Regions from separate parts of the Homo sapiens genome. Here region 1 is linked to region 2. Evidence: read pairs that join two places in POLR2A ChIA-PET (ENCODE). Cell type or tissue: CD4-positive, alpha-beta T cell. All regions are shown on one strand. Each heading gives the region's core, and the rest is flanking DNA. Links, peaks and the distances in the headings are about the cores only.

Region 1 (4,396 bases), core at 201-4,200, 110 kb before region 2:
AAATAACAGTACACTTTTATCACTTCAGTTTCTGTGGGTCAGAAGTCCAGGCAGAGCTTAGTGGGCTTCTCTGCTCAGAACTTCACAAAGCAAAAGTATTATTCATGCATGTAAACCTCTAAGCACAATACCAACATCACGGTAGGTTCTATGTGAGTATAAGCTATTATTAAGAATAATAATCAATCCTCTTCCCTCTCCTCCATCCCTAAGGCCTCATCATTTCTTGCCTGGAGTGTCACAGTAGCTTTCTTCCTGGTCTCCTTGTCTTCTACCATCTGATTCTCTAATGAGGACTGGCTATATTGTGTAATCATAGCGTCATCATTCCACAGAATACAATGTAAATGGCACTCTTACTTCCCATCTTCCCTGGCACCTTTCACACTATTGTTTCCAATGTACACATTTTCTCATGCCATTTTTAAAAAAGATTTTCTCTTCACCTTCAAACTAAAACTCCAACTCCACAACAGGCACCAGCTGATACCGAACCTTTCATAATGGAAAATAATGACATTCATAAAGAGTTAATATGTGCAGGTGCTGTGCTAGGTTCTCCCCAAACAACTTAAGAAGCAGGTCACATCCCTACCCATAGCTGAAGAAACAAAGACATTGAGTGAGAAATGAACTTAGGGGTCTCATAGTTTGGAAACTACAAAGTTCAGAGATATGAAGAGTTGGGCTCAGAAACTCCTAATCTGAAGCTTAGCACATTGGCTGCTTCTTTGTGTCAAAGTGACTTGGACCCTCCAGGCAAAGGTGGGATGTTCATTCTTACTAATACGATCTCAAGCAGCACAGCTTCTGATAGAGTCTGAATTTAAAAATAAACAAATGAACAAATAAACAAATATTGATGGATGAATAGGGGTGAACAGCAGGATGGATTTATAATAAAGTAAGAAACTAAAATATTAATTATACAATCTACATGGTAGATATATTGGAATTTACTGAAATTCTTTCACCTTTGCTATATGTTTTAGAAGTTTTATAATAAACTGTTGGGGAGGGGGAAGGGGGAGGGAAAAATTGTGTTTTTCTGTTGATAACAGAGACCAGAAGTACCACTGGCTTAAATAAAACAAGGATTTGTTTTCCTTTCATGAAAAACAAACTTATTTGGAAATTTACCCTGAGTACTAATATATAATAAAATATTTTAAAAGAAAAAATTTTTTAAATAAATTTAGATGGTGACAGTCCAGGGCTGATCTGGCACCTCAGATATGTCATTCATGCCCCAGCCTGCTTCTGACTTCATTCTCTGCTGTCCCAGTGTGTGGCTTCCAACCTCAAGGCTGCCTCATGGTCCCAGGGTGGGCTACTGCACCTCCGGGTCCAAAGTCCATGTTCTAGGCAAGAGGAAGAAGGAAGAAGGGAGAGTGTACCCTCACACTCCCAGCTATTTTGGCCTCCCTTTGAAGGATTTCTGGGAGAAGTACAAGCCCACAACTTTCACCTACAAACCGCTGGCTCCAACTTAGTCCCTTGGCCTGCCCTATCTTCAAGGGGGAAGAGCAGGATGCAGTACCCCAGAAAATTAGGCCTTGTCACTAAGAAGAAGGGGGCATGCACGCTGCAGAAGCAACCAGCCATCTCAAGCAGATACCACACAGCCTAAATTCAAACTGTTGCAATATAATCAAATCCCATCAGCTCCAGTCACATATTAGCTCTAGGAGATTTCTGGCTTGCAGCCCAAAAAAGTGTGTTTTGAGGTCGTAAGCCACAGGGAGAACAAGATTGTCCCATAAACTCCTTACAGAGATGGTGTACAGGAAACGAGCCTTACAGAGACCACAGCCTATGGAGTGTCTAGCTTCAGAGAATATGTACTCCACTGGCAGCGTGAGAAACAAATACCCAAGAAAATACAATATAGCACAAACCAGGAGCTGAGGGTGAATGAAGATGCTCAGAAAGATCTGCAGTAAGAATTTCCTGGGAAAGGTAAAACAATGTCAAGCAGCACTGCCTCTGGAAATCAGAAAAATTATATTATTTGATACCATATCCTAAGCCTAAATGCCAGAAGTTCTTAAAGAGGTGCAGTTTGTCTCATTTTCTTTCCATTCATACCTTTATTAGGCTCTGTAAAAAAGATCCTCCTCTTCTACGTACCTATCTACATGCAAGCAAACTGCCACAGAAGCATCTTAATTAGTGCACATCTTCCTCTCTTTGCACATTAAATTTTTTTACTTTCCTACTCCATTCTGCTAATATTTCTATTACCATGTAAAAGACACGAGACAGGTGAATATAAAGAAATACTTATATACATCCACGCACAAGAATGATTCAAATAGATAAACACAGAAACACAAACACTAAGGGAGGTAGGGCTGGAGTTTTTCCTCAACGTGTACAATTCAATGTACTTTCAGTTTTCATTTCAACGTTCCTCAGTGGTTTCTGCCCAGCAACTGATGAGAAACATCACCTCTGAGCCAATCAAAAAACTAATTCTTCCAAAGAGCGACTCTTACTGTTTCTCATGGTGAGAAGACAATATTTGCTTTCTCTTTTTCCTTTCTTCCGGATGAGAGGCTAAGCCATAATAGAAAGAATGGAGAATTATTGATTGACCGTCTTTATTCTGTGGGCTCTGATTCTCCAATGGGAATACCAAGGGGTAAGTGCAGGAAATTGATTAGAGCCTGGGCTACAACGCATGGGAGGAGCGGGGCTGAATCGCTGAGAGTGGTGAGTGGGCATGCAGGGAGAGTACTCTCCCAGAGAAAGGGGTGCAGTGCCTGTGTGTGTGTGTGTGTGTGTGTGTGTGTGTGTGTGTGTGTGTACATGTGTACATGTGCACACTCGCACATGCACATATGGGCACGTGGGAAGACGGGAGAAGTACTGCAAAGTATAAGGAACTGCAGAGGTTGGGATTTAGTGGAAGGAAAGGGAGACAACATGAATGAAGAAATATTCCAACTGCATGTTCTTAACGTATTGTGGTCAGAAAAGGGCAAACAAACAAACAAACAAAAAACCCTTAAAATCTGTTCTGGCCAACTCAAGGCATCTATTCTGAGAAATTCTGAAGAAGAAGAAGAAAAAAGAGATGTGCCTCATAGATTTATATGTAAATGTGTTTATTACAGAAGTATTTATAATATAGTAAAATCTGAACCAACATACATATTCAACAGGTGGGGAATAGACAAACAATGCATGGTTCAGTCATAAAACATGTTCCATGTAACCATTAGGAATCATAATTTTAATTAAGTGAAATTCTTTATAATTTTAATAACACTGGATCCTTATATTAAACCATTTTTGGTATCTTTTAGGGATAGTACTTGGTTTTCTTTCCATTCATCATTTCCCCAAAACCTAAAGCATGATTTCCCATGGTTACAAGCTACTACATTGTATGAATATATAATTATTGGGAGTCTCTGTGAGCCTACTCTGACTCAGAAAGCCGCTCCTAAAGAAGAAAAAAGAACAAACAAACAAATAAAAAACCCGAATTATTTTTAAAACTCTTTATTTTGGATTTTTCAGTTTCTACATTTTGTTACTGTAGATTTTACTAGATTGAACAGCCTTATCCATAAATATTTGCATCAATCTCTAAATTTTTTTCTTCAACACTAACTTTTATAGTTGGAATTTTGGGGGCAAATAATACAACATTTTAAAGGCACTTGCCATGTGTACATGGCCAAATGCTTCCAGAAACATTTCCACTTCCATTAGCAAAGTATATAACTACAGAGTATTTAAGGTTTTATTCCTTTATATTTTTTTCTTTGGCAAAATTGTCTATAGTAGAAAGAATGAATAATAAATAACCTAAAAAATAAAAGTTCTCCCTCTGAGGACAGCAGAGAAATTTTTAGCTTAGCTTAATAATACCTCCTTCTCCTTAGGAGAATAAAGAGCAGTTTCGAGGAGCAGAAGATGTGGTGAAATATAATGTTTAGTCTGATGGTGGATGCAAGATCCAGGCAGGGGTGGAGCATGACCAGCTGCACAGACCTCTGTTCCCTTGCTTCCTCTACATCTCTCCCCACCTCCATCTGCAGACCTTGTTCTCAGAGGCCATTCCCAGACCCACAGCAGCTGGTATGATGGCTGCAGGCCTCATGCTCCTTTGTTTTGGGAGAAACTGTTGAGGAGTTAGTATTTACTGAGCAGCTAATATGTTCCAGTCACTATTATTCCTCATAATAATTAGTTATTAACTAATACATGAAAATTTTAAACTTAAAGCATTCCAATAATTTTAAAAGTAAAGGAAGCAAAAGGCCAAAGCGTCCTTTCACTCACTTAACCTCCAATTTTCAGTTTAGCATCCATCATTTTAGACTTTTTCAGGCATTTACATATATAGTTATGCAGAAATGTATAGCTTTGCTTTTGTTTTTCA
Region 2 (4,396 bases), core at 276-4,275:
AGATGCAGAGTAGTCCATTGAATAACCAAGAGTCCAGGTGAGACCTCAAGGCTGGAGATAGAGATTCCATACTCAACTTTCCTATATGTTTGAAGAGTTTCATGATACACTGTAGTGGGTAGAGGGAAGAATTGTATTTTGTTATTAATAACAGTCCTGAATATCATTGGCTTTGACAAAATGAGGACTTCTTTTCATGTCAATAAATATGGATGGTGGCCATCAAGGGCTGATCTGAGAGCTTGAAATGTCATACATGCCCCAGCTTAGTTCTGTCTTTATTTTCTTCTGTCTTAGCATGTGGCTTGCATCTTCAATGTTGCCTCATGGTCACAAAAGGGCTGCCCAGCTCCAAAGTCCATATTCTAGATAAGAGGAAGTAGAAAGTAAGGGGAGTGTAAGGGTCTACCAGCTGTTTTAGCCTCCCCTTAAATAATCTGTCTGATAAACTTCCACCCTCAAGCAATTGGCTCAAACTTAGTCCCTTGGCTTCCCCTGTCTACAAATGAGATGGACACCTTGCAATAAGAAAATGGGATTTTATTACTGAGAAAAGTAGATCTGTTATTGAACAAGCAGCCAGCCAACTCTACCACAGAGCCTAAATTCAAACTGTTGTAGTATCATTTTCTACCAGCCAAGGTTTCAGCTAAGTCCTAGGAGTTTTAATTACTTTAAGGGTCTGTTTTATAACATAAACAAATGATAGGCCTTTATATTTTATTTGTGACCCAACTAAAGTTGCAAGTGCTAGTGATACAGGATTTTTATTTGTCACTTTGCAAGCAGGGGACCTCTGGCCAGCAACACCCCACCCAAGCCTCGCTTGGCTAAACTGGCATGCCCCAGCTCACCTGTGTTATAGCTTATACCCACGTTCAGCAGTTCCTGAGCTCTTGTACCATGCCCAAGAAGAATGAGGATACACTAGACGTTGAAGGGTGAGGAGGGCTGAGAAGAATTTTATCAAGCGACTGAACAGCTCTCAGCAGAGAGGGGATGCTGGCACCCCTACCTGAAGGCAGGAAAGCTCCCCCTGTGTGGCTGGGTCCAGGCCTGTTTTATGGACTCAGAATGGGAAGTGTGTGCTGAATGGTTTGTGAGTATGCAAAAAAGGTTAAAGTGAAGACACCACTCAAAGATGGCCACAACAGTGTAAAAAAACAATTAGGAAAGTGTGGGTATATGGAAAGTAGTTGAAGGGTGGGGACCAATCAGAGGAAAGTGCACCAAACAGGAAGACAAGTTCTCAACAAGTTCTCAATTTGGGCTGAGGATTTACCTTGTAGTTTGGCTTTCAGGCTTTAAACTGTCTTCAGCTTGGAGGTGGGGTATCACTGGGGACCCATTGCTACCTGCCTAGGCATCTGACTGCCTCCTGTCTGCTATCACTAGGTCCCAAGGTTTGTAGCAAGGACCCCTTACAAAGACATCCCCCACAGTCTACCCAAAGGTTAACCTTAGAACATATTTCATTGTCAGAGTGAGAAACAAATACACATGAAAATACAGTATGGCACAAATAAGGAGCAAGAGGTGAAGAAAGCTTCAGTCACACCCAAAATAATTTTGTGAAAAATATAAAATATGCAGTTATAGACAGCACTAACTCTGGATACCAGAAAATTCTATAATTCGGTAATGGATCTGAGACCTGAATTTTGGAGGTACTAAAATAGATGCAATAGATCTAGTTTTCATTATGTTCATACTTTCATTTGGCTCTGTGGTAAAAGATGATAATATCCAAAACAAAAGATGATAATATCCTCCATGTAACAATTACATGCAAGGGGATGTCTGCAAACTGCCACAGTATCATTTTAATTAATACCTATCTTCTCTTCTTAAAATCTTTTCATTTTTCCACTCAGTTCTCCTGATATTTCTGTTATGATATAAAAGACAGCTGAATGTGAAGAAACACTGATTGTACACGTAACACACACATTAATGATTCAAATATGTAAACACAGAGAGCTGCAAACACTTTGAGAGGTAGGGCTGAAACTTTTCGTCAATGTGTACAATTCAATATCGTTTCAGTTTTCATTCTAACCGTCCCCAGTGGCTTCTGCCCAGCAACTGATGAGAAATGGTACCTCTGAGCCAATCAAAACACGAATTCCTACAAAGAGGATTCTCTTAGTGTTTCTCGGACCGAGTGTACAGCACATGCTTTCTTTTCCTTTATTCTGGATCAGAGAATCTTAACTAAAGCAGAAATAATTGTGTTAAATTAAACTAAATTTGGTATGAGATATGTATACATTTAGCCTGAGGGATGGCTCTTGAGCCCTTAAATAATGAACTGCAACCTAACTTAGTATGTAAACTAACTGAAAGCTTAAGGCATGGGAGTATACTTTTGTAACAAATAGCTGAGTCTCAGCCAATCCCAGTAGCCGAACTTCAGTCGGCGGCAGTCAACCCTGCAGCCAAGTGATCAGACTATGTTCAAATAAGGCCAACTCTGAGCTGTAACCAATTAAGCTGTTTCTGTGTGTCACTTCCCTTGTGGAATGGAGCTCACTGAACCTCTCTGATGGCTGCCCGATCGTTCTGATGGTTTGCAAATTGTTCTTTGTTCAAATTAAACCCTGCTAAATTTAATTTGTCTAAAGTTTTTATTAACAACAGAAAACTATTGATTACCTTTTTTTGTGGGCTATGATTTTCAGATAGGAATATTAAGGAGTAAGTGGGGAAAATTGCTTAGAGCCAGGGCTACAAGGCCTGGAAGAAAAGGGACTGAAAAGCTGAGAGGGGAACTGGCACAGAGAAAGGGGTGAGGATGGAGAGGGTAGAATGCAAAGAGTAAGGACCTGAAGAGGCTGAGATTTGGCTGAAGAGGGACAACCTGAATAGAGAAACCTTCCAACTGCATGTTCTTAGGAACTAATTACAGTCAGAAAGGAGCAAAGACTCCTTTTTTTTTTTTTTGTCAGAGTCTCACTGTTGCCCAGGCTGGAGTGCAGTGACACAATCTCGGCTCACTGCAGCATCCACCTTCCCAGCCAAGCAATTCTCTGGCCTCAGCCTCCGGAGTAGCTGGGAATACAGGCATACGCCACCACACCTGGCAAATTTTTTGTATTTTTAATAGAGACGGGGTTTCACCATGTTGGCCAGGCTGGCCGGCCAGGCTGGTACTGAACTCCTGACCTCAAGTGATCCACCCACCTTGGCCTCCCAAAGTGCTGTGATTACAGGCATGAGCCACTGCCCCCAGCCAGGAGACGAAAAGACTCCTAAAATATCTCCTGGTTATGTTTAGGAACATATTCCAAAAGGTTCTAAAAAGAGATGTGCCTTAAAGATTCATATGTATATTGTAAATTTTCAACTCCATATTTTCTAGATGTCCCCAACATCCCCACAACAGCCCGTCAACACCCTGCCCAGGTGACCAAGTACACCAGTGCAACAGGGCTGGTTCCTGCCTGCTTGCCCTTGCTTAACTGTGACCTAGTGACCTCCTCCCATCTTTTGATCTTTATTCCTCTAGTTCACTTCCTTTGTCACTATCTCTCCACCCACACCTACTTGCCTTAATCACCTTAACAGCAAAGGCTGAATTATTGTAAACAAAAGGAGTCTGTCTTTTTAGTGCATGGGTCCCCAAGTATGTATATATGAATATGCAATGAACCCCAGGATACTAAGCTTCACTTAAGGATTTTTTCCTACAAGGACTCAGCTGTCACATTTGGGGGCATTTTGTTTTGTTTTGTGAATGTTTAACCAAGCTAATGGAGGAACTATTGGTACAATGAACTCAAAAAATGTACAGGATCAGCAGGGCATAGTGGCTCACGCCTGTAATTTCAGCACTTTGAGAGGCTGAGTTGGGAGGATCACTTGAGCCCAAAAGTTCAAGATCAGACTGGGAAACATAGTGAGACTTCATCTCTAAAAAATTAAAATAAAATAAAATAAATACAAGGAAAAAAGAAAAATGTACTGGATTGAGGGGAAAAATTTATGATGCAAACAGAAGAGCATTTATGATTGAAGTGAGAGAAGGATAATGGGGGAGGATGGTGAAAGAACATCAATCTAAATTTATATTTAAATTTACATGAATCCAGTGCAGGCAGCATCTCAGGGGAGGGAGGAGTCTATTTTTCTGTTGATTTCCTGGGCTAAATTCCTGACTGACTCATTGCTGAAAGTAAATAACATATTATTATAGTTGAAAGATTTTTTTTTAGTGTAGTGATTTCAAACTGTGCTCATTTATATGCAACCCATGAACGCCTCCCTTCTCCTATGTCTCCTTTTGAGTTGTAGGGCCAGTTTGAAGCTTTATATATCATTTACCAAACTTAGGGTGGTGAGTGGGTGCTGATGGCAGCCTGGTTTGAAAATCTCCACTGGAGAGAAGACACAGCAG

What was found. Peaks named below come from ENCODE experiments on the same cell type or tissue, not always from the same donor. Only the 100,000 strongest peaks of a DNase experiment are listed, where the experiment ranks them.
Region 1: POLR2A ChIA-PET joins it to region 2 with 12 read pairs; 9 of 35 experiments call an interaction of 5 or more read pairs at or near these places.

The regions. Positions count from the first base shown.
Region 1 is chr6:26,362,709-26,367,104 of GRCh38, forward strand. BTN3A2 (butyrophilin subfamily 3 member A2) reads left to right here and starts at 2,490. Exons shown (of 11, transcript NM_007047.5): 1 at 2,490-2,644. RefSeq lists an enhancer at 2,448-2,497. In CD4-positive, alpha-beta T cell, for the core only: no CTCF peak of the experiment used is centred there; DNase peaks (open chromatin) are centred at 1,783, 2,433 and 2,773; H3K4me3 peaks cover 2,859 bases; H3K27ac peaks cover 2,283 bases.
Region 2 is chr6:26,471,829-26,476,224 of GRCh38, forward strand. LOC285819 (a long non-coding RNA gene) reads right to left here. Exons shown (of 4, transcript NR_038992.1): 3 at 4,324-4,396; 4 at 116-365. It also overlaps a transcript of BTN2A1 not described here. Among named protein-coding and RNA genes, the nearest start is that of BTN2A1, 16 kb to the left of the region's middle. RefSeq lists an enhancer at 2,007-2,056. In CD4-positive, alpha-beta T cell, for the core only: no CTCF peak of the experiment used is centred there; DNase peaks (open chromatin) are centred at 1,253, 2,083, 2,423 and 3,473; H3K4me3 peaks cover 2,543 bases; H3K27ac peaks cover 4,000 bases.